Linked DNA regions of Mus musculus: all the other regions are linked to region 3. The links are chromatin loops, found by intact Hi-C in ENCODE. Cell type or tissue: heart. All regions are shown on one strand.

Evidence for each region. Hi-C counts contacts between places; a loop is a spot of excess contacts. Peaks named below come from ENCODE experiments on the same cell type or tissue, not always from the same donor. Only the 100,000 strongest peaks of a DNase experiment are listed, where the experiment ranks them.
Region 1: a loop joins it to region 3, with 2.6 times the contacts of the local background. A loop is called at or near these places in 2 of 42 quality-filtered maps.
Region 2: a loop joins it to region 3, with 4 times the contacts of the local background. A loop is called at or near these places in 3 of 42 quality-filtered maps.
Region 4: it touches region 3 in a loop (4-fold over the local background); 4 of 42 quality-filtered maps call a loop at or near these places.
Region 5: it touches region 3 in a loop (8-fold over the local background); 8 of 42 quality-filtered maps call a loop at or near these places.
Region 6: it touches region 3 in a loop (2.5-fold over the local background); 2 of 42 quality-filtered maps call a loop at or near these places.
Region 7: a loop joins it to region 3, with 2.5 times the contacts of the local background. A loop is called at or near these places in 10 of 42 quality-filtered maps.

Annotation. Positions count from the first base shown.
Region 1 is chr4:151,497,280-151,501,279 of GRCm38, reverse strand. All of the region lies in intron 4 of Camta1 (calmodulin binding transcription activator 1), which reads left to right. Among named protein-coding and RNA genes, the nearest start is that of Gm30344, 43 kb to the right of the region's middle. In heart, a CTCF peak has its summit at 2,212 (motif pointing left); no DNase peak of the experiment used is centred here.
Region 2 is chr4:151,481,733-151,485,732 of GRCm38, reverse strand. All of the region lies in intron 4 of Camta1 (calmodulin binding transcription activator 1), which reads left to right. Among named protein-coding and RNA genes, the nearest start is that of Gm30344, 28 kb to the right of the region's middle. In heart, a CTCF peak has its summit at 2,299; no DNase peak of the experiment used is centred here; H3K27me3 peaks cover 1,921 bases.
Region 3 is chr4:151,154,740-151,158,739 of GRCm38, reverse strand. The region is part of intron 7 of Camta1 (calmodulin binding transcription activator 1); the gene reads left to right. It overlaps Gm52711 (a long non-coding RNA gene), which reads right to left and starts at 146. Exons shown (of 3, transcript XR_003955319.1): 1 at 1-146. In heart, CTCF peaks have their summits at 297 (motif pointing left) and 1,602 (motif pointing left); a DNase peak (open chromatin) is centred at 1,629; H3K27me3 peaks cover 1,996 bases.
Region 4 is chr4:151,637,266-151,641,265 of GRCm38, reverse strand. The region is part of intron 3 of Camta1 (calmodulin binding transcription activator 1); the gene reads left to right. It overlaps Gm38442 (a long non-coding RNA gene), which reads left to right. Exons shown (of 3, transcript XR_390983.2): 2 at 1,476-1,670; 3 at 2,118-2,637. Among named protein-coding and RNA genes, the nearest start is that of Gm52712, 2.5 kb to the left of the region's middle. In heart, a CTCF peak has its summit at 2,177 (motif pointing right); a DNase peak (open chromatin) is centred at 3,715; H3K27me3 peaks cover 1,145 bases.
Region 5 is chr4:151,300,574-151,304,573 of GRCm38, reverse strand. All of the region lies in intron 5 of Camta1 (calmodulin binding transcription activator 1), which reads left to right. Among named protein-coding and RNA genes, the nearest start is that of Gm45960, 79 kb to the right of the region's middle. In heart, a CTCF peak has its summit at 2,261 (motif pointing right); a DNase peak (open chromatin) is centred at 2,043; H3K4me3 peaks cover 310 bases; H3K27ac peaks cover 591 bases.
Region 6 is chr4:151,473,107-151,477,106 of GRCm38, reverse strand. All of the region lies in intron 4 of Camta1 (calmodulin binding transcription activator 1), which reads left to right. Among named protein-coding and RNA genes, the nearest start is that of Gm30344, 19 kb to the right of the region's middle. In heart, no CTCF peak of the experiment used is centred here; no DNase peak of the experiment used is centred here; H3K27me3 peaks cover 333 bases.
Region 7 is chr4:151,918,518-151,922,517 of GRCm38, reverse strand. No RefSeq gene overlaps it. Among named protein-coding and RNA genes, the nearest start is that of Dnajc11, 13 kb to the left of the region's middle. In heart, a CTCF peak has its summit at 2,038 (motif pointing right); no DNase peak of the experiment used is centred here; H3K4me3 peaks cover 736 bases; H3K27ac peaks cover 761 bases.

The DNA.
Region 1 (4,000 bases), 340 kb before region 3:
GATACCTGTCCCCAAGCCTGGCAATGTGAATTCAACCCCTGGCACTCACATGATAGCCACTCCCTCATGCTGTCCTCTGATCTTCACAGGTGTGCCTCAGCCAGCCCACATCCCACGTGCACAGGAGATGAGTAAGATGAAATCAAGAGTAAAAAAGAGTAAGATTAAAAAGCTGACAGAAGCCCAGGGTTTGTTAGTAAGGGAAAAAGCAAGACATAGAAGAAATTAAAGTTATATGTGTGACTACATGAGAGTGTGCTTGTGTGTGAGTGTGTGTGTGTGTGTGTGTGTGTGTGTGTGCGCATGTGCATGCCTGTGTATGCATGTACCTACTAAGTATAAGGTAAGCCAGAGCTATGTAACCTTTTGTTCACGATTCCTTTTCAACAGAGAAGTGTTTATCATTTTTACCTGCCTAGGGTATATAAGCAAAGCTGAATCTTTACTCATAATAAAACATACTAATTGAAAACACTTAAAATTATATGTATATGCATATGTGTGTATGTGTGTCTGTTTGTCTGTCTGCTGTCTGTGTCAGGCTATGTGCATATGAATGTAGTCCCATCAGAGGCCAGGAGAGGGTGTTGGATCCCCTGAAGCTGGGTGACAGGTCACTGTGGGTCACCCAACATGGATGCTGGAAACCAAACTTGGGTCCTCCACAAGAGCAGCAAGTGCTTTTGACCACTGAGCCATCTCTCCAGACCCTTTAAGGTTTCTTTCTTTAAAGTCACTTTTATGGAGTTTATTTTAAAACAAATATTTGACGCACATATAAGTTTATCGTTTATTGAAAATGGAAGCCAGTTTGCACAGTTAGATGAATGGGATTACCTATTTTTACAAGAAGAATTGAATCTTGGCTGAACGTTTGCTGCTGCAGGACGTGGGGCACCGTCAGTGCTCTTCAGGTGGCTGGTGTTTTGGTTTTATAACCCTCAATGTTGAAAATACTGCTTTGCATAAACACACAGCACAAACCGGCAGAAATATATTTTAGAAACTGTTGAAAATTTCATCCTAACCTCAAGCCAAAATTCATTTAATGATTTTATGAATCTCAAACCAGCAACTCAAACGGTAATTTTTAAATTCAAACAGTTTAACATACGCCAATCCAAGGGTACTTTAATTTGATGCTCACGTGCTGGGGAATGATGGGAGGGAACACTGAAAACCATTGTCTTCTGTAACTAAATCACTTCAGATTTATTCTTAATTGTGTGTGGACGTGTGCCTGTGTATGGGTGTGTGTGCAGAGCATGTGTGTTTGTGTGTGTGTATGCACATGTGTGTTTGTGTGTGTGTACGCACATGTGTGTTTGTGTGTGTGTATGCACGTGTGTTTCTGTGTGTGTGTGTTTCTGTGTGTGTGTGTTTCTCTGTGTGTGTGTGTGTACACATGGATGCAGGACCTGCTGAGCCCGGCAGTGTTAGATTCTCTGGAGCTGAAATTAAAATTGGCTGTGAGTCACCAAATCCGGGTCATCTGTAAGAGCAGAACATGCTCGTAACCATGGAGCCACAGCTCCAGATTATGAACTTGCTTTTTGTAAGAACAGAAGACTGTGTTTACAGAGGAAACAAGCTAACTCACCACGTAACGATAGTCTTGAATCTGAGCTCAGGTGATTCAGTGTCTGTTGGTGTGACATGGTATGAGGTCCCGTGATGCAACACGGGAAAGTTTTCCCATGAACCCTCAGCATCAGAGAACACTGAGAAAGCCTTCAGAATCATTATGTGTTGGATTTGGAATTCATTTTTGCTCCTTGTCTGTGCAGGGATCTTTTAATTGCCAAACTTTTCATGACTCCAGCATTCAGTTACATAACCCCATATGCATATGTATGCCTTTATATTTAGATTTATTTATTTTGTTTTATGTGTATGAGTGTCTTGCCTGTGTGCGTGTCTGTGCCCTGGGTATGAGCCTGGTGCCCATGGAAACCGGAAGGTCTTGGATCCCCTGGAACTGGAGTTACAGATAGTTGTGAGCCACCATATAGATGATGGACATTAAATCCAACTTCTCTACAAGAGCAGGCAGTATTTATTCCTTTATAAGCCATACACACAAAGCTGGAGAGAGGGCTCAGTAGTTAAGCCATCTCTTGCTGCTCTTGCAGGGGACCTGAGTTTGGTTGGCAGCACCCATGTGATGTCTTGAACCATGTGTCCCTCCAGCTGCATGGAACTTGGCGCCCTCTTCTGGCCTCTTCAAATATTGCACTGACATGGACAGATAGCTACAAAGACACACATACATAAACATTTTACAAATTAACAAAGTTAATAAACCATAAACACGGACCCCTCTGGGAACATATGCGCAAAGTTGTTGGCTGTGATTGTTTCTGAAAAAGAGGTGAAAGTTAGTTGGGGAGGGAGAATTTCAAGTTTTTCTTGTTATACTTCCAATTGTTTGAGTGGTTTTTATTACAGGAAAATAAACTAGTGTTTTGTTTTGCAATTCAAAAATAGAGCTACAGTAAGCCTTATGAAGAAGTCATAAAACACAAGCTCCCAGTCACAGTGCCCATTTATTCCAAGTACACATAATGGCTGTAGTTAATATTTATCCATACGCTCACTGGGAGGCAGGCTCTGCTGTAAGCATTTTAAACAACTCATTTACCCCCACAAATCACCCTGTGAAGGAAGACAGCCATGTTTTACATGTGCAGAAATCAGCTCAGAGGGGTGGAGTTATTTACTTAAAGTCACACAGCTTTGTAGGTAGAGGCTATTTATTTCTGTAATGATCCAACATTTTCGTAGTTAGGAATACATAGTAACTTTTAAATTATGGATTTTAAATTCTGACTCAGCTTTTGAAAGGAGACGCTACACCCTGTGCTTGCAGGATTCAGAGATCATTAGCAGATGCCTGGCATTCTGCTTGTTTGCTTTAATTTGAGCGCAGCTCTGCCTAGAAGGGCCCTTGGACATGGGAGGGAAGCCAGGCCTGTCAGCAGTCTTAATATGAAATAAGCAGTTTTATTTCTGTTTGAAATAGGGAATCGCCAGGTCGGACATTCGATAGCTTGGTTCTGGGGCCTAGCTTTGAATGGAGGTTCAGCAGATTCGGGTTATGGGGGAGGGGGGGATACTCTGGTTCCGGTGGCAAGCGCCATTCCTTCGCGGTCAGTAGACGACAGGACCAGCTGTCAATCATCCCAGATAGCATGGAGAGAGGAGAAGGATGTTAGTCCATTGCACACTGGGCAATCAACACCAAGGCATTTCCAGAAGTCTTACTTGGTGTCTTTGCAGAGTCCTTGGCTCTGAGGCGGGCTGGCCAGGTGGCCCGCCATCCCTCCTTCACCCAAGTGAACAGATTCCACCACAAAGATTTCCAACGGCATCGTTTGTGAGGCCCTTAAAACCGTTAAATTAATAAAAGCAACTTAACAGAACCCTGATTAGTTGGAAATTGCTTTAAATTTGGTCATTAAGTTTCAGGGAACATGTAATTTTCTCTACATCTGGCACAGCTGCAAGGCACAAGGGACTGAAGTGGGGGGTAACGGATGGGAGGGATGTCTTGGATCCGATTCGTCACTGACAGCTTCTGCATGGTTGGCCAGCACCCCCAGGAACCCAAGTCTCACTGAGATATTATCCGACCTGGTTATTTCTCTAAGAAAAGGCATTCTCTTCCTGTAGTGTCTGGGAGGGACAGACCAGCTGGTGTCTGGGAACCTGGGGTCCCTTTCAGAGAGTCTGGAACTTTTTGATTTACCTGGGCGCAGAGGCTACCTCTGTGCACTGGCATCTCCATCTATGACACAGTCCTTTTCTTCCGTTCGTTGGAGTGTGGGCCAAGGCAGGGAAGCTGAGTCTCAGTAGAAGCTCACTGAAAGAAGTCAGGGATGCTATTTTCATGACCATATGTGGGGATGCTGTGTGACCACCGCCATCTCGGACCAGCAGTTTGTAGCTCACTGGTTGTCACTGTGGTTAGAGCGTGAGGGTTAATATTGGTTGTCGTTTT
Region 2 (4,000 bases), 330 kb before region 3:
CCAGGACATCTACAACACCCTGCCCTGGAGACCCTCCTTACCCGCCCCTGACCAAATTCCTGGTGTTCATTCTCTCCTCTGCCGTCCTCTCCTCCCTCTCTCTGATTCTCCTTCAGGATTTGAGATCTACTTACAGCTCTTCCCATCTTCATGAGAACTGAGCCCTTCCCACCCCTGGATGAAGGAAATCTCCTACCTTCCCAGCCCCGGACATCCCCTCAGCTGCTAGCCCAAACCCAGGGTGTTACTAAGTGATAGTAGGTAATCGAGCCAGCCTGCAGGGAAGAAGTTTCCATGCCCAATCAAGTGCTGGCTCATCCATTGTACACGGGGTGCCACGTCCCTTAAGAGATGGAGGCCCCCTGCCTCTTGCTCGGTTCTTCCATGGCCAGTAGCACATGACCATAGGTGGCAGTCCAGGTACAGCTGACACCCGCTTTGCCCCTATTTTTCTAGCTCCACTTGCTTTGCCAACAAGCGCAGTAGTCAGTGCTTGTCACAGCTGGGTCGTTTTTATGATCATTCATGTGCATGTGCATATACTCACCGGCTACCCATTCATTTGATAACGAAGATACACCCTAGACCTCACTGTGAAGATACACCCCAGACCTCACTGTGAAGATACACCTCAGACCTCACTGTGAAGATACACCCCAGACCTCACTGTGAAGATACACCCCAGACCTCACTGTGAAGATACACCCCAGACCTCACTGTGAAGATACACCCCAGACCTCACTGTGAAGATACACCCCAGACCTCACTGTGAAGATACACCCCAGACCTCACTGAGAGCTCTACAGTTACCTGGTCAGCTGAAATGTGCGTGGTGAGAAGACTCTCTATCATCACGTCATAGATACTGGGTGACATTGAACACCCAAGACCTTGGGAAGTTGTTGCTAGAACCTTCCCATCGGTCTCCTCATGTTAGGTGACCCAGGGTGCATCAGGGGAGAGTCTCAGGAACCTGTTGAGTCCTGGTTGGGTTTTGCCAACTTGACACACACTAGAGTTACCTGGGAAGAGGGAACCTCCATGGAGCAAATATGCCTCCATCAGATTGGCCTGTAAGTAAGTCTGTGAGGCATTTTCTTAATTAATGATTGCTATGGGAGGGTCCAGCCCACTGTGAGTGGTGCCACCCCTGGGCGAGTGGTCCCAGGGTGTATAAGAAAGCAACTTGAGCAAGTGATGGCCTCTGCCTTAGCCCTGCCTCCTGGTGCCTGCCCTGACTTGGCTCCACCACAGATTGTACCTTGCAAGATGAATAAACCCCTTAACCCCACGTTTTGGTTATAATGTTTAGCACCTTAGAACATGCTGTTCCACGGAGGGCACCAGCCTGCAGGAGGCAGAGTCAGTGTGTGCCTCTCTGTGTGTGCTGTGGCTCAGAGGGGGAAACTTGGAGCTCCGTGTGCACCAAGGGCCTGGGGGACAGGAGGGATGTCCACAGATGTGGGGAGAGCACCTGCTTGGAAACGGTAACTGAATCGAGTGCACTGAGCGTAAGCCAGCAGGGGTCTAGCTGCACTGCCCAGCCGCCCACAGGCTGCGCTCTGCTCGCACTCCGCTCTTCACTGAGTAGATCAGCACTTGCCATCTTTGCAGAGGAAGCTGCATCTGGGGCTGGGGCTGGGGCTGGGGTTGACCCTCCACAGAGGCAGAGGTGCCATCGCCTACCTGGACTAGGCTATAACAGAGCTTTCTCTGTGATCCAGGCTACCCTGTGCCAGCCTGCTGTTTACACAATCCTTTGTGGTTGTTGTTGGAGCAGGAGGGTAATTACCCTTGTCCTTAATAACTGCGTTTGTTCCCTCGATGAGCAGAGAGGCTCCGGAGCCTACACTGTTAAAAAGAGGTTAGGATTAAGTTTCTCAACCTGCGGCTGGTGTGAGGGGAGATCTCCACGCCAATTACTGTCTCCTTGATGGGATTAGTCACCGCGTTAATTGCTACTCAGAAAAGCTGCCAAGTTTGTTGTTTTAGACTTGAGCTTTTAAAATATTGCAGATGTCATCTCAAATGCAAATTGTATTTGGTCCTAGAGATAGCGGGTGATCTATTAACACTTTGGGGTTGATTCATATCTGAAGCTGTGTGAGAAAGAGGAGTCTCGCCCTTGGCTTATTAATTGCGTCTTTGATGGTGGTTCCAGAGCGGTGTGGGGGGAGGCAGCTGTCAGGTCCGTTCCTTGGCGCTCTCTGAGAGAAGCCCGTCCTCTGTCAGCGACAATCTGTTAGAACTAGCTGGAGTGATGTGTGCAGAAACCCCGGGTTTCAGCTCAAGAGCGCCACCTGTCTGCTGCACAGCGCACCAACTCATGCTGCAACCACCGTAAGTCTCCTCGGAATGGGCACGTGGCTCCAGAAGTTCTCAGAATCCTCTGGGATTCTGAGTCACAGATGTCTCCCAGTTTTGGACCAGTTAAGATTGGTCACAGTCTGTGACCTTTTGATCATTTAAAAAATTTAATTTTGTGTAACTTAATTTTTTTTTAAAAGTTCTAGAAACAAAACAAGAAATTCTTGTATGCACTTAACTCAGATTCCCCACCTGTGTGTGTGTGTGAGCAGGTGTGTGTGTGTCTGTCTGTCTGTCTGTCCACATGTGTACACATACATATTTGGACATGCGTGTATTTATGTGTTTGAAGGTATGTGTGAATATTTGTTTGTGTACAGATGCATATGGGTATGTATATGTGCATATAAATGCATGTAGATATGTTTGTGTGCACAAAGATATGTGTATGTATGTTTGTATGTATTCATGTGTATGTGTGTGTGCTTGTGTGCAAGTTCATGCTTATGTTTGTGTGTGTGTGTGCAGGTACATGCATATACATGTGTGTTTATGTATGCACAGATATGCACATGTATGTTACGAAGTTGCATTTCTGGATGTGACTGCACATGAGGGCATCATCCTCAGGAGCTGATTTTTGAGGCAGGGTCCCTCACTGGGATATGGGGTTCATTAATTGTATGTGTGCAGGTACATGTGTGGCCAGCAAGCCCCAGGGATCCACCTATCTCCTTTCCAGAGTTGTGATTGCAATCATGCACTGCCACACATGGGTTTTCTTTTTCACATGATAGCCTGGTATCAAACTCAGATCCGTGGGCAGATATGGCAAATATGCTGCATGTGGAGTTATTTCCTAAACTGTGTTTCCACTTTGTGTGTGTGTGTGTGTGTGTGTGTGTGTGTGTGTGTGTACTTGAGATTTGGACAGTTGTGAGCCACTACATGAGTGCTGAGAACTGACCTGGGTCCTGTGAAAGAGCAGTAAGTGCTCTTAACCCTGAGAGCTCTCTCTGGCCCCAGCACTGCCATTTTTGATGTGTTTTCTCTGTGGCACCTGCCTTGCTGTGGGTCACCAGGGGCTTCTGCATAAAGAGGCCATGCCTCTGTCATAGCACCCATGACAGCGACTCAATTCCTCACTGCGTCTTGGGCTCAGCGTTGCCAAGTGCAGTGCCCACTCTGCAACCTGGTTCAGATGGTTTCTGCCCATTTCTTTGGTGAAAACACAAACGCTTCCCCACTTTGTAATTAATTCACATCTCGTGGGAGGACCGTCTGGGTCTGTATAAACACCTTATTTTTCATTAAACTTTTGCCCACTTATCTTAGCTTCCATTGATGATTCTTATTGAATCAATTATTCTAATGTCTGCCAGATGGTGATTTTGCTAAATTTGCTTGTTGTTTAGTGTGCCCTGCCGCACTGAAGGGCTCGCGCTGCCTTGCATTATTTATTTATGTACTTGTTTATTTATGTCCATCTGGACTCCTGGATTCCCAGCTCAGTCAAATGTTGGCTGCTTCACCCTTTTGATAAATCTCCAATACTTTCTTGCAACATTTTTACATGGCCCTTTAAAATCTCTCTCTCTCTCTCTCTCTCTCTCTCTCTCTCTCTCTCTCTCTCTCTCTCAGTGTGTGTGTGTGTGTGTGTGTGTGTGTGTGTGTGTGTGTGTGTGTGCACAGG
Region 3 (4,000 bases):
ATTTGGGTGACAGTGCCAGCAAGGGGATGCTGTGTAAAAGGATTTCCAGCAGAGGTCAGAGGCTGGATGTAAACTTGGCATCTCTGAGATGTGTGAAGGTAGCACCCCCTCTCCCAGACTTGGCCAGTACACCTGAGCTTTCTGAGTGGCCATGTCCTCTTTCCTGGAACGGGTGACAATGTTGTCTGTGTGGCCCTGAAATGACATCATAGATGTCAAATGACCCATGTAGTGGCTGTAGTTAGGAGGAAAAACCTGCCCAAAGGCCAGAACAGCGCCCTCTGGAGGCCAAGCCCTTATCTCACAACCCCTGTGTGCCCAGCAAGGGCACCCAAGGGCTACCTGGACATCTCCTGTCTTCCTCCAGCCAGAGTGGGACCACTGAGCTCTGTGCTTTGGGAAGATGCCAGACAGGAGGAAGCCCAGGCCATCCCTCGGGGAACCCAATCAAAGGGGGCCTGCTGAGAAGGCATCACAGGGCTGTCTCAAGGATAGCCATGCTGTAGGGGCCCCAGGCCACCAGCCCGGAGGATGGTGTGGCGGAAGGCTACAGGGCATCCCAGGCAGTGTGCGGAACATAGAGAAGGAAGCAGAGGCGATGTGAGTAGAAATGGTGTGTCAGTGTCAGGACTGTGGCCTGCAGGGCTGCAGGCCTTCAGGACTCTGAAGCGATGGGGACCATGCTGAGTTTGGGGTTAGAGGCCCAGGTGACGGTGGGGATGGAGAGTGGGCTGAATGTTAGTGTGAGAGAAGAGAAGAAGCCATGTTGAGCATGGGAAGCGGGAGTCATCTGTGTTGAGTCCGGGGTGGAGGCCATGTTGAACTTGAGGGAAGAGATATTGTGTTGAATGCTGGGTAGAGGCCATGGTAGGCGTCAGTGTGGAAACCTTGTTGAGTAGGGGTCAGAGCTGGAGACCATGTGAGAATGAAGAGATTGAAGCCATGTTGAGTATGGGGAAGGGAAATCATAGGAGAGGCCCTGGTGAGTGTGGGCTGAAGGTCATAGTGCATGTGGGATAGAGCCATGTTGGCTGTAGGGTAAAGGCCGCTGTAAGCACGGGGTGGTGGCCGTGGTGAGCGAGAGGCTAAGGGTGCTCTTCTAGATCCTAGCAGTCCTCAGATGCCTTGACTCTTCTGTCTTTACTGGAAATGGTTTTAGAAGCCATGTCTTGGCCCCTCTCCGCACACTCAGCAAGGGTCTTTTCCAGTCCCAGGGCAGCCAGCATAGGCTAGGGAGACTGCAGACAGGGACCCCACAGTGTGAAACTGAAGCTTCAGAGGCAAAGAAGAGACAGGGCAGTACGTGATAGCACCTGCCTTTCCTGGGAACTCCCCACCCAGTCCCCACAGCAACTTCCCATCTGTCCCAAGAGGCTCACTGGTGCTCACCTGAGCCTTAGGGGGTACGTTCAAAGTATCATGTTTTCTCGTGATTTTTTTCAAACGAAGACAAACTCTTCATGGGGCAGGTGTTTATTTGTCTTGCTTTTTTGCTTAGATTGTAATCCTGGTGATTATGGAGTATCAAGACATAAAATCAACAAGGGTGCGCCTTCCCTGCGCCTTCTAGACCAGTTCCTGGTCATTTAGCGCCACCTGGTGGCCAGTCATAGTAGCACGCTTCCAGGATGTGCCTAGCACTCCTGCGGGAATTATCTGAGCACAGCCTGTGGAGTGGGGTGGCTGGCCTCAGAGTGACAAAGCAACTGCCCACGGACTGCAGATGTGGCCATGAGAGGAGCAGAGTGTCAGAGACCAGCCTTGGGTTGACTGCTGCTAGGGAGGCTTCATCCAGTGTCCCTGCAGTGGAGGAAGAGCTCTGGGGTAGGAGTGACAGACTCTAAGTCAGGTGTGAGCTTTGGCGCCCAGGCTCACACCTTGGTGTCTGGGGTTCAGAGCACCTTCTTTTTCGGATCACTGCAGCGCAGGTGAGCCCCGAGCACAGAGCAGCCAGCGGCAGGAACCATTTCATTTCTGAAGTACCTGGGCAGGTCTAGGAAAAGCAGGCTTTGGGGGCCCTGTCCAACTTTGTTCTGATGTCTAGGGTGGAAGCCAGCCAGGGGACTCTGGGTGTTTTACAAACCGTTCTCATGCTAGACTCTCCAGGCTTGTATTTCCTAGAAACTCTAGCCTGAGGCAGACACCAGAAAGAGGCAAACCCAGGGCTCTTGCTTGGAAAGCTGAGCTAGCACCCTCACCCTTGGACTTCTTGGGATGGCAGGGAGGCACGGTCGGAGATTTATCAGGGAACTTCCAGAGGGAAATGTCCCGGAGATGGGAGACCTAGTTTCTGGGTGTTCCAGAACTGAGATGTCTCCCTAGGCTCCTAATTAAGAACTACAACCCTTAATATTTTCTGGATTTGTAGTTTGAGTCTTGGTGCCAGCACACAGTGTGATCTCTTGGAAGCCATGAGGCTGGGGTTCAAACCCAGAGCCTCACGCATGCTGGGCAAGTGCTACCACTAAGCCACAGTGCTAAGCCCTTTTTCTATTTTCCATTTTGAGATAGGATCTTGCTAAGTTTCCCGGACTGGATTTGAACTTATGCTCCTCCCATCTCAGCCTTCTGGGTTGCTTGGATTTCAGGCCTGTGCCACCAAGGCCTGGCTGACACGGGGGGGGGGGGGGGGGGTGTCCTTGCTGAACACTTGTTGACTGTAACTCAAGAAAAGTCCTGAGTATGGACCATACCTATACCTTTGTCCCTGGGGCCAAGAATAGCAGCTCTGTCCTTAGGGAGAGAAGTCTTGTGTCCTGCAGTCACTGCAGGACCTGAGAGTCTGGGAAAACAAAGATAGACCCCCAAAGGCCTGCAGAGGATTCCCTGTGCCCTCTGCTGTCCCTGGGAAAGGAGCTACTGTCCTGGAGCCTCAGATTGGCTGAGCCCTGCTCTGCTCTGCCACACTCCTGGCTGCAGACCTCATCCTGCTGCACCTTGGCCATCTTCCAGCCTGGCACAGAGGTGGGTGCCTTTGGCAGACACCTCCCACCCCTGCCCGTGGGACCTTGGTTTGTTTTGCAAATGTTCTTTTTTTTCCTTCAGGCTAGATTCTATTGAGCGGATGTGTCCCCCAGAAAGAACATGCTTCTGATTTCCTGCCTGTCCCTCGCTGCTTGTTCTTTGAGGCTCCTTGGGCACTTGTACCCGTAGGCTGTTCCAGAAGTCTCCTTTGGCTTTCTCCTCCCCATTCACCAGCCCAACCAACCTTTGTGGCTTATTCTCAGACCTGCCCTAAGCCTGAGAGTCAAGGGTCTGATTCTAACTCAGAGATCAGCTCGCTAAAGAGGAGACGCTCTAGTGAAGTGTGGCACTCCATCTCCCTAGGTTTTATGTCTCTGTAAGAATCAAGATCTCTGGACCACATAGTGGAGAGTTAGAAGGGAGTTTCCCCTAAGGGAAGCCAGCCATATGAAATGTCCCTAATTTCAAGTGGCCCTGTAGGACTGGGTACCCAACTATTTACGACTACATGTTTCCCCGTTGACTGGCTCTTCCCTCAAGTAGCGGGAAGGACTAGGGACTCCAGGTTTGAAACCGACACCAGAAGCAACTCCTCTCGCTGCCACACTGATCTTCCAGCATTGCCAGCAAGTCAGGGTTTCTGGCACATTCACTACCATTGTGAAGAGTCACCATCCCAGGGAGAAGAGGCTAAGCTCTCAGCCAAGGACAGTTTCTAGCATGTCCGTCCACCTTTACGGTTTTTCCAAGCCAAGGCTACACTATCACCATGTGGTCTAGATTCCCTGATTTAGGCATCCCGGCCCCTCACATCCAGTGTCCCTCTCCTCTGAAACAATATGGCCAGGGTGAGTTCCCCACTCCACAGCTGACACCAAACCTCAGCTTCTGGCTTTCTCCAGAGGTGGGTGTGACTGAGCATGAAGTCTAGGTCTCCCAGTAGAAAGGGGCTTCTAGCATGCTGAGTCCCAACACAGCAACCAGGCTCCTTGGAGATGCTGCACGCAGAGGATCCTTGCACACAGCCAGTATGCAC
Region 4 (4,000 bases), 480 kb before region 3:
TAATTTTCTCCTCGTTTTCGTGGGTTGTGGGGTGTGGGAGGAAAATGGGCAGCCTAAAACGGGTGGGGGTGAGAGCATATCTATATTTAATTCACTTTCCTGGAAAGATATGGAGACAAGTCATTTCAATGCCTTTTCTTCTGGGGGCGTGTACCCCACAGATTCTGCTCCAAGTTGGGTGGAGTCCATTAGAAGTGGCAAGGCATTTTTTTTTTTTTATGGATGAATCCAGGAACTTTGAGAGCTTTGCAGTGCATATTTTTAAATATGTTAAGTACCATCATAAGACTTGGAAACTTCAAGCTTCTTTAAATAAATGGATTTTACAATTGCAGAACACTGACTTATTTGGGGTGCTTTTTTTTGGTTGGGGGGCTCCCAGCTCACGGTAGCTCTACCCGTGAAGCTCGTTTTTAGACATGCTGAGCGCCAAACCCTAACTGTGCGAATCCATATTTTTTATTTTTTGGCATTTAGCATTTTGGAACATAAAGTTGGAAGTTTCAGAAGCCAGCCAGCATATTTCAATGTAATCTACTGCCGTGGTGTTGTCTTTTGTTGGAAGTGGAATGCTGGGGCCACAGCGATGTTTTCACGATGTAAATAATTTGTGTATTATGTGTTGTCTGAGCGTGGCATGCGCGAGATAGGCTGTAATAAAATCGCCCAGATATGGTTTTACATGACGGACTGTAATGCTCGCTTCGGAGCCGTAGGAGCCTGGTCTGTAAATAATCTGCATATTAAAAACATCTTAAATACGCTCAGACAATAGATGGATGCCTCCTCCAGATTCATTCCTTTTATTGGGGATTTACAGCCAGCATCTCAAGTGCCCTGTCCAGGACCTAGCCAGGCATAGACGCCATCATTGGCTGGGGTTTACAGTGCACTTAGGAATCCAAGAGCCGGGATCAGGTCCGGGTGTGATGCACACCAGCATCCCAAATCTCGGTTCTCCCTTTGACCTCCCTCCCACGCTCAATAGAGTTGGGGAAAGGTGGGAGACTGACGTGGAGGACCCTGTGTGATGTGTTCTGCTGTTTGGGGAAGGAAGTGACCTTGAAGTTGCTTCTTAGCCACAAGGGGGAGAGGGTCCAACCTGGGGAGACCAGGGCATAGATGCTACTGACCCGGGAGCCCCCGCAGCCTAAGGCGGCTGGCTAAGAGCTCTCTTTGAACACAACACAACATAAATCAGAACCCGAATCTTTTAACATTTACAGTTTTAGATGAAATTCCTGCTGAGAGTCTCTTAAGCTAGATTTATATCTGATTTTGCATTGAGCTGTGTCGTTATGTGGGGCCGAGAAACTCTTATGAAATTAAGCATAATGCGAGAACATGCTGAAGAGACAGTTCTGGGGGAATGGAGGCTTTATTGTGTTACGGGATCTCCGAGTGGAGAAATATGCATAAAGGCGCAATTACCATGGACATTTTCCTTTTAATGATCCTTGTACCATCCTCGGCAGGAAGGTTTGCTGACGTCTTCTCATAGAGAAGGGAAAATTGAGCCAATATTGATACCCCTCCATCCATTCCGAGTCTCCAAGAATGCCAGGAGAGTGATCCTGTCTTCAGATTCTGAACTGCAAAGCCAAGCTTTACGCCAACCAGGAACTGCAGGGTCTTGTGAGAATCTCACATCGGCAGTGGCACGTATAAAGGTGAACTTCTGGAGGTGCTGAGCTGAAGCTGTGGCTCTTAGCCTGGGTGGTTTGTAGGCAGCAGCCCCACCTGGCTTTCTCTTGGTGTGGGGGCTTGCGTGCAATCCCCCAATTTATCTCAGGAGCTCCCAAGTAGGCAGAGCGGGACTTGGGGCAGAGATGAGATCTCAAACCTTCTAGAAGTCCTCTGTTCCCCCAAAAAGTTCTCCTTTCCAAACCTCCCAGAGCCTGTGCCCTCTATGCCTGGCATGGAGATGCTACCAGCTGGTGGCAGGGGTGGGGGGCAGCAAGAGCTGAGCCATGGCTGCAGGCTGCAGGCTGGCACCCAGAGCCTGGGGCATGGTCCAAAGCCTGACTGGGTTACTCAGGGTCAGGTGATGGCCAGCCTTCTCCCTTCCGCCCACTGCCAGCCACACCTGACCCTCACTTCTCTGCTCTTCTGCTCAGAATCTCTCAGAAGACTTCAAGGCACGCGTTACCCAGTCGCTAGAACTTATGCAACGTCTGACTCATGACCACCAGAGGTCACTGTAACAAGGTAGAACACAGGTGTTCCAGAGTCTTAAGTCCGCTGCCTGAAGAAAGCAAAAGGAAATCAGGAAATCGGAATAGACACCCCCCCCCCCCAAACGCTCATGCACGTGGACCTCATCCCCTAACTCCTTTCCACGTGTGGGTGGTCCACCAGGTGCACTGTTTGGCAGAGCCAAGAGATGAACCCACTCAGGACATTTGACTCCCACGGTCCCTTGTAAAGGTCCCAGGGTGTGTTGTGTTCCTGATGCCTGAGGGTCACTCTCAGCTTTTATACACAAACTGAGGGCTGCATTCTCTGAGTCCCTTTTCTTGTAGCAGTTTTAGGGTGAGGATGATTCAGATGTGGCTAGTCTGGTTTATCTCCTCCCCACCCCCTCTATGTGTTCCCCAAGGCAAACGGGCTAATCGGTCAACAGTGCATGAAATCCTAGTGCCTGGCTCCTGGTGGTGAAAAGGGTCAGCTGCCAGAGTTATGACCTGTGTGTGTGAGTGTGTGTGAGTGTGCATGAGTGTGTGTGTGAGTGTGCATGAGTGTGTGTGTGAGTGTGCATGAGTGTGACTGTGTGTGTGAGTGTGTGTGTGTGTGTGTGTGTGTGTGTGTGAGAGAGAGAGAGAGAGAGAGAGAGAGAGAGAGAGAGAGTGTGTGTGTGTTAGAGTGGAGGGTAAGAAACACGTGCCGTTCTTAGCAGTGGCTCCTGGAGGAGGTTCCTTCCAGTCAAAGTTTTTCCTTCCTTCCTTCCTTCCTTCCTTCCTTCCTTCCTTCCTTCCTTCCTTCCTTCCTTCCTTCCTTCCTTCCTTCCTTCCTCTCTCTCTCTCTCTCTCTCTCTCTCTCTCTCTCTCTCTCTTTCTTTCTCTTCCTTTCTCTCTTTGTGGGTGGTTGGCAGGAGACTTTAGGGCTCTAGAGGTAGGAGGTTTGGTAGCTTTTTACTTAGCAAATACTTGGGGCTGCCAGCTGGAGCTGCTGTGAGCTGCTCTGAGCCTTCTCCTGCATCGACTCCCTTCCGTGTCACATGCAGTGACATTCCTGTAGCATGGCATCTCTGCAAGGTGACAGGCAGCGCAGAAAGCAGGCTGGATGCAGGCGCACACGGACATTCCTGGGAGTGTTTGGAGGATATATGGGACTTGGGGAAGGGAAATGAATTCCCTGGATCCTCTAGGGGACGATTCAGACTGTGGGGGGAGGAGGCCAGGAGCTGATGTATAGGAGAAACAGAGCCATCCGCCTCAGTGTTGCTTCCTCATGGACGTCTCTGCAGGGATGTCACACAGACATGGAAAACCACAGGGTCTGCAGAGCATGGGCCGTGTGGCTGCGGCTACCGGACTTGTGCACTCACGGTGGACTGGCCATAGGGGTTTGGTCCAACTGGTTAGGAAGCAGGGAGACATGGCAGGGGCAGACTTGAGCCGCTGGCCACTCCAGTGTCTGTGCCCTGTGACTGACAACAGAACTCAGAATGGGGGTGGCTCAGAAGACACGCAGGCTCTGAGCTGGGTGTGGCTAGCGGGTGAGCGGGGTAGGACCTCCGTCACAGATCTGGTGGAGGGCATTGAAAGAAGAGCCAGTCCTCTCTGACCTTGAAGCCCTGGCATTTGGAGCCTGACTGAGCAGAGGGAGGCAGCCCCGCCCTTCCTGGCCTTCAGAGGTGTCAGCTCTTCAGTTGCTTTAGAGAGGAAGTTTATTCCAGCATGTCACCATCCTCTTGAGCCCACCTGGGGTGGCATCTTCCCTCTCAACATTCCTCATTTCCTTTCTCCAGTGTCCCCCGTCCCCCTCCGTCCCCCTCCCT
Region 5 (4,000 bases), 150 kb before region 3:
GGCGAGTAATATTCCGCTGTGTGGTTCTATTGTATCTCATTCACCATTCCATCTATGGGTGGACTTGTGGGCTGCCTGAGTCTTGTGTGAAGAGTTCCAGTGTGGATCTGAGTGACGTGAACCTCGTGCAGTCTTTTGGAACGTCTACTTAGGCACTCAGTGGCTGGTCATACAGTAATGCTGTGGTTACTTTTTTGAGGAATGGTCCACAGTTTCTGTGTAAAGCTCAAAAGAGACATCCAAAGAGCTGTCCTATTGACCAGCACTGATGGGTTCCATGGAAGCACAAGAGTAGGACCCCATTCCCTCCCACTAGGAACTCAGATCTTGGCCTGAGCCCAGGGGGCAGGAATGGGGGATGGAAGAGTCAAAACTGCCAAGTCAGGCAGATGCTGGGAGAGGCTTTAGGCAGCCCGGTCTTCCAGCACGTGGACATCAGCATCCCAGCTCAATGAGACATACAGAAGATGGCTAGGCTGAGTCACACATGACCAGGAGGGAGGCAGATCTTCCTGTCTCTGCACTTCCCTCTCCATCCTCACAACCGGGGTGACCCTGACAGTGGCCTAGATCTCAGTGCTTCTGGTCCACAAAGCTGCAGTCTACCAGCTAGAAAGGTTAGGCTCCTGTGTGTGCATTTATCAAAGCACCAGGCTTGACAGCTTTGTCCTACAGATTCAGTATTTCTAGGCATTGCAGCGGGTATCTGGACACTACAGTAAGAGACCTTCCATGCCTACCAGATCCTAGGAACAGCTCCGACTATGAAGAGGAGAGGACAGGGAGAGGGAAAGGGGAAGAGAGGGAGGAAGAGAAAGGGGGAAGGGAGTGGCCTGGACTAAGACCTTCTCCATTCCAGGGCAAGAAGGGGTAGGGCAGAGTGAGGGAAGATATGGAAGTCAGGCCAAGAGTGACTCACTTTTGCTGAGGCCACCGGTAGCCATGCAGGTTACACAGTGGATAGACAGTCTGGCTTTCATACTTCCTTGCTGTGGAGAGTGGTGAGCCCAGCCAAGGTCACGAGGATGACCTGAGTTTCAAACCCAGGCTGAAGCGGGACCAACTGGAGGGGAAGGAGCAAACCATCCAGCAACGTGGCCAGGTCCAGCAGCTCTGGGCAGCCCCACTGGTTTTTAATAGCCCTGGCCTCAGGCAAAGGAAGGCTCTCCCAGTGCGGCCCAGGCAGGGATCTGTAGGGACCACCAGAGGGGACACCATGAGTACTACAGAGGAGGGAGACCATCTGTAGGTGACCTGTGGAAACTAAGGAAGCCTGTGTTTGCTACTGCCATGTGGGTGTCAGTCACTGAAAATACATCGCTGCTTCACCGAGCAGACCTGCCATATCGGGGCTTATGTCCCTCCTGTTTCCACTGGCAGATCCAGGTAGAACACAGCCCTGACCCACAGTCATTATCCTGGGGTGTGTAGGGGAGTTTCGAACCCAGACCCTGCTCCTGCTGTGGGCGCTCACAGGACTACCTTCCTCTGTAGATCTGTGCTGGACCAGGAGAAGCCTCTGTCCTTCACTTGGCCAGCTAGACCCCATCCACACTGAGACACACAGGCTTGGGTAGCCCCATCAGGCAGAGGCTAGGTAGGGTAGGAGGCCCACAGCTGTTTAAGGGGACGGGGCTGGAGCTGCTGGGAACTCTACTCTCCACTCTCCCAGGGTGAGAATGGATGCCTGTCCTGGCCCATGTGTTCACGCCTGACTTGGCGTGAGTCTGACTGTGTGTGTTTCTGACCTGGGCTCCCAGATGGGTTGCTTAGTGCCAGGTATTTCTTTCCCATGGGGGCCCAGCCCTGCCACCTTCTCCTCTTGTAGAGATGTTTTTGTGAACTTAAGAAAAAAATCGGGAAAAGGTCGATTCCCTCTGTCCAGCCCATTAATTCTGCATGCTCAGGCCAGAATTAACCTTGGCAAGCCTTGAGAGGAGAGAGTAATTCTAACCTTAAAAATCTGCTGATTAAAGCTGGTTTGAGGAATTCGACTCCCCGCTTAATGTCTTGGCAGGGAGCCCAGCCTCGCATTAACATAGCCACAGTCTGGCCTGGCATTTCCCCCACCTTCTTCACAAACAAAGCCTCATGACCGGTTTTAAGTAAGAATTCCTTCCCAGACTCCTGCCTGGGTGCAGCTGGGTGGCAAAGGTCCGCCTTGGTACCCAGACAGTGTCACAGGTGTTTAGCAGATGCAGTTCTGAGGCCCACCTGGAGAGGGAGCCAATCCCAGCCACTACCTTGTGCTCCCCACTCCTCACTTAGAATGGCCACTGAGGGCCTGGAGTGTGGGATTCTGTTACCCATCTCTGCTGCCCTCTAGAGGCTAGGCATGGAGGAGTGGGACAAAGAGGGCTGGCTCCCTGGAAATGGAGAGAGCCCCCAGCCCCAGAGAGCACAGAGAGCCGCATCTTGGACAGCAGTTCTCCATCTCTCTGGTCATTCTTTGTCTAAATGCGTAAAACCCACATGGGATGCTGTCCACAGGGGTGGTAGACCAAGAAGAGCCTGTGGAAATCCATTGTCTGTGTGAGAAACTCTGGACACCTAACACAGACAGGATGGGGGAATAAAGAGCAGAAAGCTTGCTTCATATCCAGAGAGGGAGGAGAGGAACAGAGGGGAGATGTCTAGCTGTCACCAATACAAACCACTGGCACGATCAAGATCAGTTCCCACCACTTGACAAGTCTACAAGAAATGAGTCTGAGCAATGCACTTTGATGAGAAAAAGGACATTTTACTTTATTTATTTATTATTTATGTCTTGTAGCTTTGCAAGTATTTGTAATAGAAATGGCAAGGCTATATTGAAATTGGTTGGAGATACAAACCCCTGATGGCTGGGTGAGACCACACACACACACACACACACACACACACACACACACACACACACGGGGTAGCTCCTGCTGACCACAGGACAAGCAGGGCCAGGCAGCCTGATGCATCCACAAGGGGAAGAGCAAAGACCGTGTTCCTCCCACGTGGGGCCAAAGGCCCATGTGCCAGGACAGGCTGCTAAGGCTGAGAAAATGACACCTCCAGCATCCATCTGGCTCTGCAGAGCAAACAAACGGGCCAGGGCTGAGAGTGACAGGAACCATGTGCTCGCCCATGGATCCCCGGAGGGTGGGAGAACATTTGGGCGAGGGTGGCTAAGTACCCGGACTTCACCCCAGAAGGAGGCAGAATGGAAGCAGCAGATTGTAGGGCCAAGATGATCTCGGGACAGATGTGCACGCCCACTGTGGCCTGGTCATCCCTGACCAGAGCTTCACAGCTGGAAACAATGCCCACTGCACATCCAAATTTACCTTATTATCCGTTTTTAGCCATTACTCTATTTTATGCCCATTAATTTATTAATCTTGGAAACCACCACCAACCCCCAGCACAATAAAGTCAGAGCTCTGGGAATTTTATTTATGTCTTTGAACATGATTTTTATGCCTTCTTATCTAAAACTTCATTTAATCTTTATCGCACTCCTCACTCATGCGATCCTTAGGCTGACGGGGCTTTACCGGGGCGGTTTCTCTCACAAGCACAGTGTCTCCCACGGGTTGGGAGCTCAGGTGAAGGAGGTGGGTGCTGCTGGGGCTGGTGCCAGAGTCAGGACTGCTATGCCCGTGCTGTCATCCTGAGACTGTGCAGTCTGCCCCACCTACACCCCGCACCGCGCTGGCCCCGCCCCCAGTGCCTGCTCCTAACCTCATGCAGTCTCCACCCTCCCACTCCCCTGCCCCCAATCCCTGCGCTGGCTCCTACCCCAGTGCCTGCTGCTTCTTGGGCTTCCCTCGCTGATCTTCGGTTCTCCTTGAGTTCCCACTCCGCAAAAACTTCCCCTGCTGGAGAAGTGCTCTAGAACATTCTGTGGAGATGCCAGGCAACCCTCTAGTTTGAGAACCCTGTCCCCGTTCTCCTGGTGCACTGCACAGGGCCATCTCTCTATGCCTTGCTGAGACCACAAGGGAGCTTCGCTTCGGAGGCAAGG
Region 6 (4,000 bases), 320 kb before region 3:
TCTCCTTTCCCTGCAGACAACACACATAGAATTGGCTCCGTTGCATGTCTTATTGCCCACAGCTGGGGCCGTGCAACTATTAGCAGAACCTGCTTGCAATTCTGCCCCATATGTCTAATACCAATGAGTTCCATTTCTCCAGACACTGGGAGGGGGTGCTCTGTACTCTCTTGGTGGGCCCCATTCATTAAGGAAGCATGTCACCCACTTACATGGAGGAAGGTGGCCACTCTGGGATTGCCCCTAAGAACATGCCACACTCAGGCTTCTCAGTATCTGTTAGCGTGTCTTATCATCCACGGCAGACAGCACACCATGTACTGGATAGGAACAGGTGTTTCTTGTAGGTTTTGTGAGCTTCCTGAGGCTTATGAGTTTCTTAGGGCTTGCAAGCCTCTCTTCTCTCTCAAGTGGGAGATGTTGCAATTCAAATGGTTGCACAGGGGCTGCCTCAACCCTGTGGCTCATCAAGATTGTCCCTATGGATGCTCCGGTCTCAGACAGACCAGCCTCAGTTGCACATCCCAGAGTGACCTACACCAGGGGCTGCGCAGCTGCTCTTCACAGAGGATCTCTGGTTCTGATAGTATCTGGGTGCCTGTGGTGCTACGTGACACCCTGGAAAGAGGTGAAAACCACCCAGAGAGGGCACTGACAATAGACCAAAGAAATGATGCTACCTAAGTTTAGCTTGGTGAATCAGCGAGTTTATTTGGACATCCTACAGGAGCATATGGGGGTCTGGCGGTTGTTAAAAAACCCACCCCAGCATGGGTGGTGACACACAAAATTTCTGGAGCTCTCTGCCCAAACTGTAGGCAGCTCCTCTGAAGAGTTTCTCTCCTACCCAATAGTTGACTGCTTCCTGAATCTTGTAGGTTTTGTGAGCTTCCTGAGGCTTATGAGTTTCTTAGGCCTTGCAAGCCTCTCTTCTCTCTCAAGTGGGAGATGTTGCAATTCAAATGGTTGCACAGGGGCTGCCTCAACCCTGTGGCTCTTATCCTCCCAGAAGGTCAGGAATCTCACTCGTTACTCTAGAAGGCCATGGCTGGTACGGTCTGAGCTCAGCAGGGAGAAAGGAACTCCTTTCTGTGCCCCTAGCCCAGCACATCCACCCATGGCTGTTACCCTACCGGAGTGCTTCCAGAGCACACATGTCTGAGTCCACAGGCCTAGAGACATGGCTCTGAGACTGAGTACTAACCACTGTGGCAGAGGACCCAGGTTTGGTTCCCAGCACCCACATGGTGGCTCACAACCATCTGTAGCTCCGATTCTAGGGGCACGACGCCCTTTTCTTGCTTCTCCAGGCACTGCATAACTGTTATGCACAGACATACATGCAGGCAACTCACCCGTAGACACGAAATAAAAATAAATCATAAAAACCAAACCCAATAACTATGTCCCAGGAGCCAAGCACGCTCCTTATCTCAGCCCACTGCCATGGGTCCAGCTTTGACTTTTGACCTCCTCCAAACCCCAGGTACAGACGGGAAGTGTCCAAGAGCGGAGAGACACAGCAGAGATGGTGTCTGAGGAAAGACTTGTAATCATTAAAGCCACACCATCTCCTGTTTCCCACCCTTCAGGCCTCACACCCCTCAGACAGTGACACAGCTGCCCCCCTCCAATCTGGTCTTGTGGTCACTTAGCGGCAGAGTATGTCCTGGTGGGGAACTCGCCAAGGAGCCTGCCAGGCAGCAGGGCCAGAGGCAGGAAATGCTGGGCTTCTTCACAGATTGATGGCATGGCTTTCTCAGAAGCCATCACGCAGAACATTAGAGGCAACTCAGAAAGGATTGAATTCTGTAAGAGAAGCCTCCCTGATGGGAAGTGCCCTGTGACGGGGGACACGGTGGCGCTCGGCTGGAGCCGTAGGTGACAGTGTTCAGTCAGGCGTGACATTTATTTACTTGTCCGTTCATTCACCCATTTGTTCATTTGCATGTCTGATGGACACCCAAGTGCTCCAGCTTGTGCCACAAAGAGTGCTGACACACAAGGGCTCAGAGAGCGACAGAGCCCTTTGGTCTTGGGAAAGGTATTCTTCCAGAACGGAGCAGGCTCGATCAGGCTCACTGACCGTGCCCTTGGTTATGAGACTTGAGCCCTTCCTAAAACCTTCCCAGGTAGCGTGACATACCATAAAGCAGGTCTTGGGGACGGGGGCATGGACCACAGTGAAGGGCACAGCCTCTGAATTCATGGATCAAGTCAGGATCCCTGAGCGTTGCTGCTCACTGGCTGTGGAATCAGGGCCGGAGACCTTGCATTCGAGTCATTGGAATAGTTTGGAGATAATAAACTCCTGGTCCATCAAGGGAGATAAATCCAGGAAGGGAATGGGAGAGTCTGACAGAATAGCCAGGGAGACCTGTGACAATTTGGTGCCGTGTGATAAACTGTTTTCCAAACCATGTACACACACACACACACACACACACACACACACACACACACACCCCGGCTTGCTATGAGCCCATCCTAGCAGGAAGCAGCAATTCTGCTCTAGAAGCCACCTGAGCCCCGTGCTCCCGTGTGAGGGTAGTGGGGCCCTGACTGCAGGTGACGGGGTATTGAGCTGCCTTCCTGCAGGCACGTCACACGGGCTTCTCATAATGTCAGCCGGCTCTGGGAAATGGACCAGGCGTGATTTCCAGCTAAATGAAATACTTCAGGGCCATCAGCTAAACGGATGATACTGTCGGGAAAATCCCTTGCGTGTTGTGTCAGACAGGCCGTGGGACCTGCAAAGCTGATGTTTTCTGTCCCCATCAGGGTGATGATTCATCGCCTGGCCCAGCTCCTCGGACCCTCTGGCTATGAGGATCCGAGCTGCAGGTCTGCGTGTGCCTGCTGGGGGAGGCAGAGGCTTAGCGTGTGGGGCACACCTAATCCCTTCCTGCACTCCCTGCCGTCCCTTCCCCGTTCCGGGCTCCTTTCCTTTGCCCTGTCAACGACAGGCTAAGGCACCTTTTAGACCATGTCCTTGCATGTCCTTGCAAGTCCCACTTCATGCCCCGACTTTGAAATAGTATCTGGGCTTGGGTGGGGGTGAACTTGCATCTGTTGGGTTGTGAATGCTGGCCCTCCTAGAGGTGCTCCAGGGGCCATGCCGCCACATGGGACACTTCATGGCTCCTTGCACAGCACACCCCTCTGCCTTTGGCGGTGTCCCATCCATGTGTTGACTTTCTTGCCTCACAGAGGAGTTTGTCAACAAGCTGACTGTGTCTCCAATCCTGGTTTCCCATGTTCTCTCCTCCTAAGCCCAGCTTCTCCCTCTTCTTGGTGTCTTGCCTGCCTAGGAGCAGCCGAGAGAGTCCGGCACACACTCTCTGCAGCATTGAGAATTCTTTCTCTCTGAATCTCCTTTCCTTGCTGAAGAGGGCACCTCCCTTATCCCCAGCCCCACGAGCCACCCCTTGGTACATCTTACCATGAGCCACAACTTGGGGCTCTGCTGCCCCTTCATGATCTAACAACTTGAATGTTTCTCCAAGTATATGCCAGGCCGTCATGACAAAGCTGAGCTAGTCTCTGACCTTGCTAGGCTTACAGCCCAAAGAGGAAGGAGATTGCAACAGGGCAGTGTGTGTATATACGTGTGTGTCCATGTGCCTGTCTGTGCCTGTGCCTACTCATGCATATAAGAGTGCACACATGTGCACATACATGCATATAAGAGTGCACACATGTGCACATACATGCCTGTGCCTCTATGTGTGAGTCTTTGTGCTTTAGGAGTGGATGCTAGACAGGGAGAGCAAGGCTGCTTGGGAAACACATACTGGGTCATCATGAGGTCAAGAAGACTTCGTGGAGGAAGTGACTCTTACCTTCGTGACCAGATATAAGTAATTGTGGCTTATGAATCAGGCTTATAGGATATTAGCCAAGGATTATGGCTCACCAGCAGTCACTGTCCCAAAATGCACAGGGAGTTGCTGAGATTACAGGGAAGAAACTATTCCAAATAAATGGTAATGAAAAGTGA
Region 7 (4,000 bases), 760 kb before region 3:
CAGTTTCAAGGTACAGTCATCATGTCAGGGAAGGCACTGTGAGAGGCAGTTGGTCACACTGCAACTGCAGTGGGGAGGCAGCTGGTCACACTGCAGCTGCACACCAGCTGGTCACACTGCAGCTGCAGTGGGGAGGCAGCTGGTCACACCGCAGCTGCAGTGGGGAGGCAGCTGGTCACACCACAGCTGCAGTGGGGAGGCAGCTGGTCACACCGCAGCTTCGGTGGAAAGGCAGCTGATCATACCACAGCTACAGTGGGGAGGTAGCTGGTCACACCACAGCTGCAGTGGGGAGGCAGCTGGTCATACTGCAGCTGCACACCAGCTGGTCACACTGCAGCTGCAGTGGGGAGGCAGCTGGTCACACTGCAGCTGCAGTGGAGAGGCTGGAAGTGGAGAGAGATGCATGCTGGTGTTGAAAGTATAACGTAAAAACAAAATTCTAGGCCTTTAGGCCCTGGCTTGGAATGTGACCTCTGTAACTTAGTGCTCCAAGGTACGCTAATCATAAAACAGATATCGACATTCCTCCACCCACCCACTTCCTGGGTTCAAAGAGTGTTCATTCAAAGAATGTGCTATTGTTAGGGGCTCTTAGAAACTGTCTTGAGAGATAACCGGAACAATTACCAGATATTCCTTGTGACTCTTGTGACTTTGCACTTCCTTGGGACTCTTAACTGGTATCTTTGGTATTTTCCAACAACGCCCTCCCCACTTCCTTGAGTTATGGTTTATTCCTTTAAATACCCCCTTACCCAGTTACTTGGGGCGCCATGGTCCTCTACCCCTGCGTGTTGTATGACCGTGGGCCCGAGAGCGCTCTTGAATAAAAGTCCTCTTGCAGTTTGCAGCAAGACCGTTTCTTGTGAGTGATTTGGGGTGTCGCCTCTCCTGAGTCAGAACGTGGGGGAGTCCTCACGTTGTGGGTCTTTCAGTGTCCACCTTGCTTTCTCACTAAGAAAAGATTTCTTACTGGTGGTTGTGAACCACACGATATGGGTGTAAGAAACCAACCGGTCCTCTGAAGGAGCCGAGAGTGCTCTAACTTGGCCACCTCTCCACTCCTCTTCCCCTGCTTTATTCAGTACGGGGCAGAAGCGTATGCCAATTCCCACAATCAGGATGAGTCTTCCAACCTCAGTTAAATTAATCGATGTAACCCTCACAGATACTCCCAGAGGTTGGTTTCTGCAGAGATCCTAAGTCCCATCAAGTTGAAAATCAAAATTAGCTCTCACCATCCACATGCTCACCCCACTTTTAGTTAAGGGAGCTCTCATAGGCTAGGGATAATGAAGCTATCCACAAATTATAGGAACTTCTGTACCCATTTCTCCAATCAATATCTCCTACTATGGTGTGTGTGTGTGTCTCCTACTATGGGATGTGTGTATGTGTGTGTGTGCGTGTGTGTGTGTGTGTGTGTGTGTGTGTGTGTGTGGTGCTGGGACTGAACCCAGAGCCTTGGGTATGCTATAGCAGACACTCTACCACTGACCTGCATCCCCAACCCCAAAAGAAAAAGCCACATAAAGAATGTTTGCTACGTGTGTTATAACACCTGGGTTATGCTGCTTGATTAACGATCTCATTTAATCTTTTCAATAATTCTGATGTAATTGTGAATGGCCTTATTTTACACTTAAGCCAGCTAAGCTAGGAGAAGTGAGGTCCACGGGCATCGAGCAGAGGAGCAGGGACCCAGACTCGGGTTGTCCCTTTTCACCGCTGGCTTCCCAGATATGTGTTTATTCTCTTTTAGATTAATTTGTATGGTGGCGGTGACATTTCAGAGGACTTCTAGCTGCGCTTGATAACGTGGGCTTTATAATTCCTTGGGGTATGTGGTGTGAAAAGATGTTATCTATGATCCCCTAAGGCAGGGAATGGTACTATAAGTCCACTCAACAGCTCTGACTCCTAGATAACATCTCTGAGTTTGAGATAAGGACTTTGCACAGGGGAACGAAGCTGATTACTGGGCCAAACCCGGGCTTCCTAGTTGTGGAACTGCTTAAGTGTCCCTTCACCAGCAGAGGGCAGACTTGTGGGCCCTGAGAGCAGCACTGGGCAAAGAAAACTGCACGTGTAGGTTTAGTGTAGAGAGGGGGAAAGATTTGTGGGAAAAGGCACCTCTCTCAGATGCTTGTCCCGAGAGGGACCATTTGTAGGCTGTGTGGCGGCACTTGACAATCTTAGTCTGGAGAAAATTCACGTGGGGATGATGGCTCAGTTAAAACGCTCAAGCGGGAGGTGTGAGTTCAGATCCCCAGCACCCACGGAAGAAGCCCGGTGCTTTATCTGGTCTCAACACAGGGGAGCCAGAGGCAGGAGCATCCCTGAACCGTGCTGGCTAGCTGCATCAGCAAACTCCAGATTCAGTGAGAGGCACTGTCTCAAAACGTAACGTGGAGAGTGAGAAAGAAGGACGCATGCGCACTCTGCACACGGGTACACACACATTTCCCCTCTCTCCTCCCCCCTTCCCTCTAGCCTCCTTCCCTGCCTCCCCTTCCCTATCCTCCTCCCTCCCCCTCCTCATCCCCCTTCCCTCCCCAAATCCTCCCTCCCTCCTCCTTCTTCTCCCCTCCCCTCCACCAAACAGGAAGTTAAAGTTCCACCTGGCTTTGCTTTCCCGGTCCTAGTTTCTAGCATTAAGCTGATCAGGCTCACAGGACCTGGGCGAAAGTGCCGCAGGCCCTCTAGGTCGAAGGAACAGAGAGTGCTTCTTCTGTGGCAGTCAAGATACAAAGGTGTTTCCTTCCCTATTATTATCCTAACTGGTAGGTTTTCAGGGGCTCAGTGCCACAACTGCAAAGCCGCCATGTGCTCTGGGCACAGCGTGCTACACGAGGGCCCAGCGTGTTCCTGGAGGCGCAACGCTGAGTCCTGACGGCAGTGATGGATGTACTAACAGGTGGCTTGTCACCCTGGTCTTTATTTCACAGAGAAGGAAATTACCACCAGAACCCTTCGCCAAAACCCTGTCCAAGGCTGACAAGCTAATGAACTTACCCGAGGCCTCACATTTACCTGCGTCCCCACAGAAAGGGTCCCAGGAAGCGCCACCAAAGTGGGGGCTTCTCCAAGATGATTTAGCTTTCTCCTGCTGCCTGGTCCTTCTGCTGGCCCCCAGAACTAGATAGGGGCTTGGCAGGGTCATATCAATCATGCAAGCCTGGAGTACAGCCCCGCCCTTCTCTGTGGAGTATGGCGCTCTCAAAATCTCTTCTGAGCTGGAGTGGGAGAGCCTGGTAGGCGGCAGAGCATTTCCTCCTCCCCTCAATTCTTCGAACCTTCTCACTCCAAACCTGGCTGATTGTGTTGGAAGTATAAGCCGGTTGCTAAGCCAACGGCAGGGGTCATTTGGGGGGGTGGGTGTAGATCCAAGAATTCACAGATACATTTTCTCAAGGAAGGCCAGAGGGAGTCCTCACTCTGAGCTAGGCACGCGTCCAGAATCAGTCCACCAGGCCCACAAGGTTCTGGTGAATCGGCGAGCAAACAAAGAGGTCAAAGTTTGAGTGTTTAGAATCACGGCAGCAATGCTCACGCTTCCTTGCCATAACCGGGTCTTAGGTTTGTTTTTGTTTTTTTTTGAGACAGTGTTTCTCTGTGTAGCCCTGGCTGTCCTGGAACTAACTCTGTAGACCAGGCTGGCCTCGAACTCAGAGATCCACTTGCCTCTGCCTCCCAAGTGCTGGGAGTAAAGGCTTGCGCCATCACTGCCCGGCTACCAGGGACTTAGAATAATAGAAACTGGGGGCTGGAGAGATGGCTCAGCGGATAAGAGCACTGACTGCTCTTCCAAAGGTCCTGAGTTCAAATCCCAGCAACCACATGGTGGCTCACAACCATCCGTAACAAAATCTGATGCCCTCTTCTGGAGTGTCTGAAGACAGCTACAGTGTACTTACATAAATATATTTAAAAAAAAAAAAAGTAGGAGCTAGTTTTTTTTTTTTTTTTCTCTGAAATCAGCCAAAGCCTGGAGGCC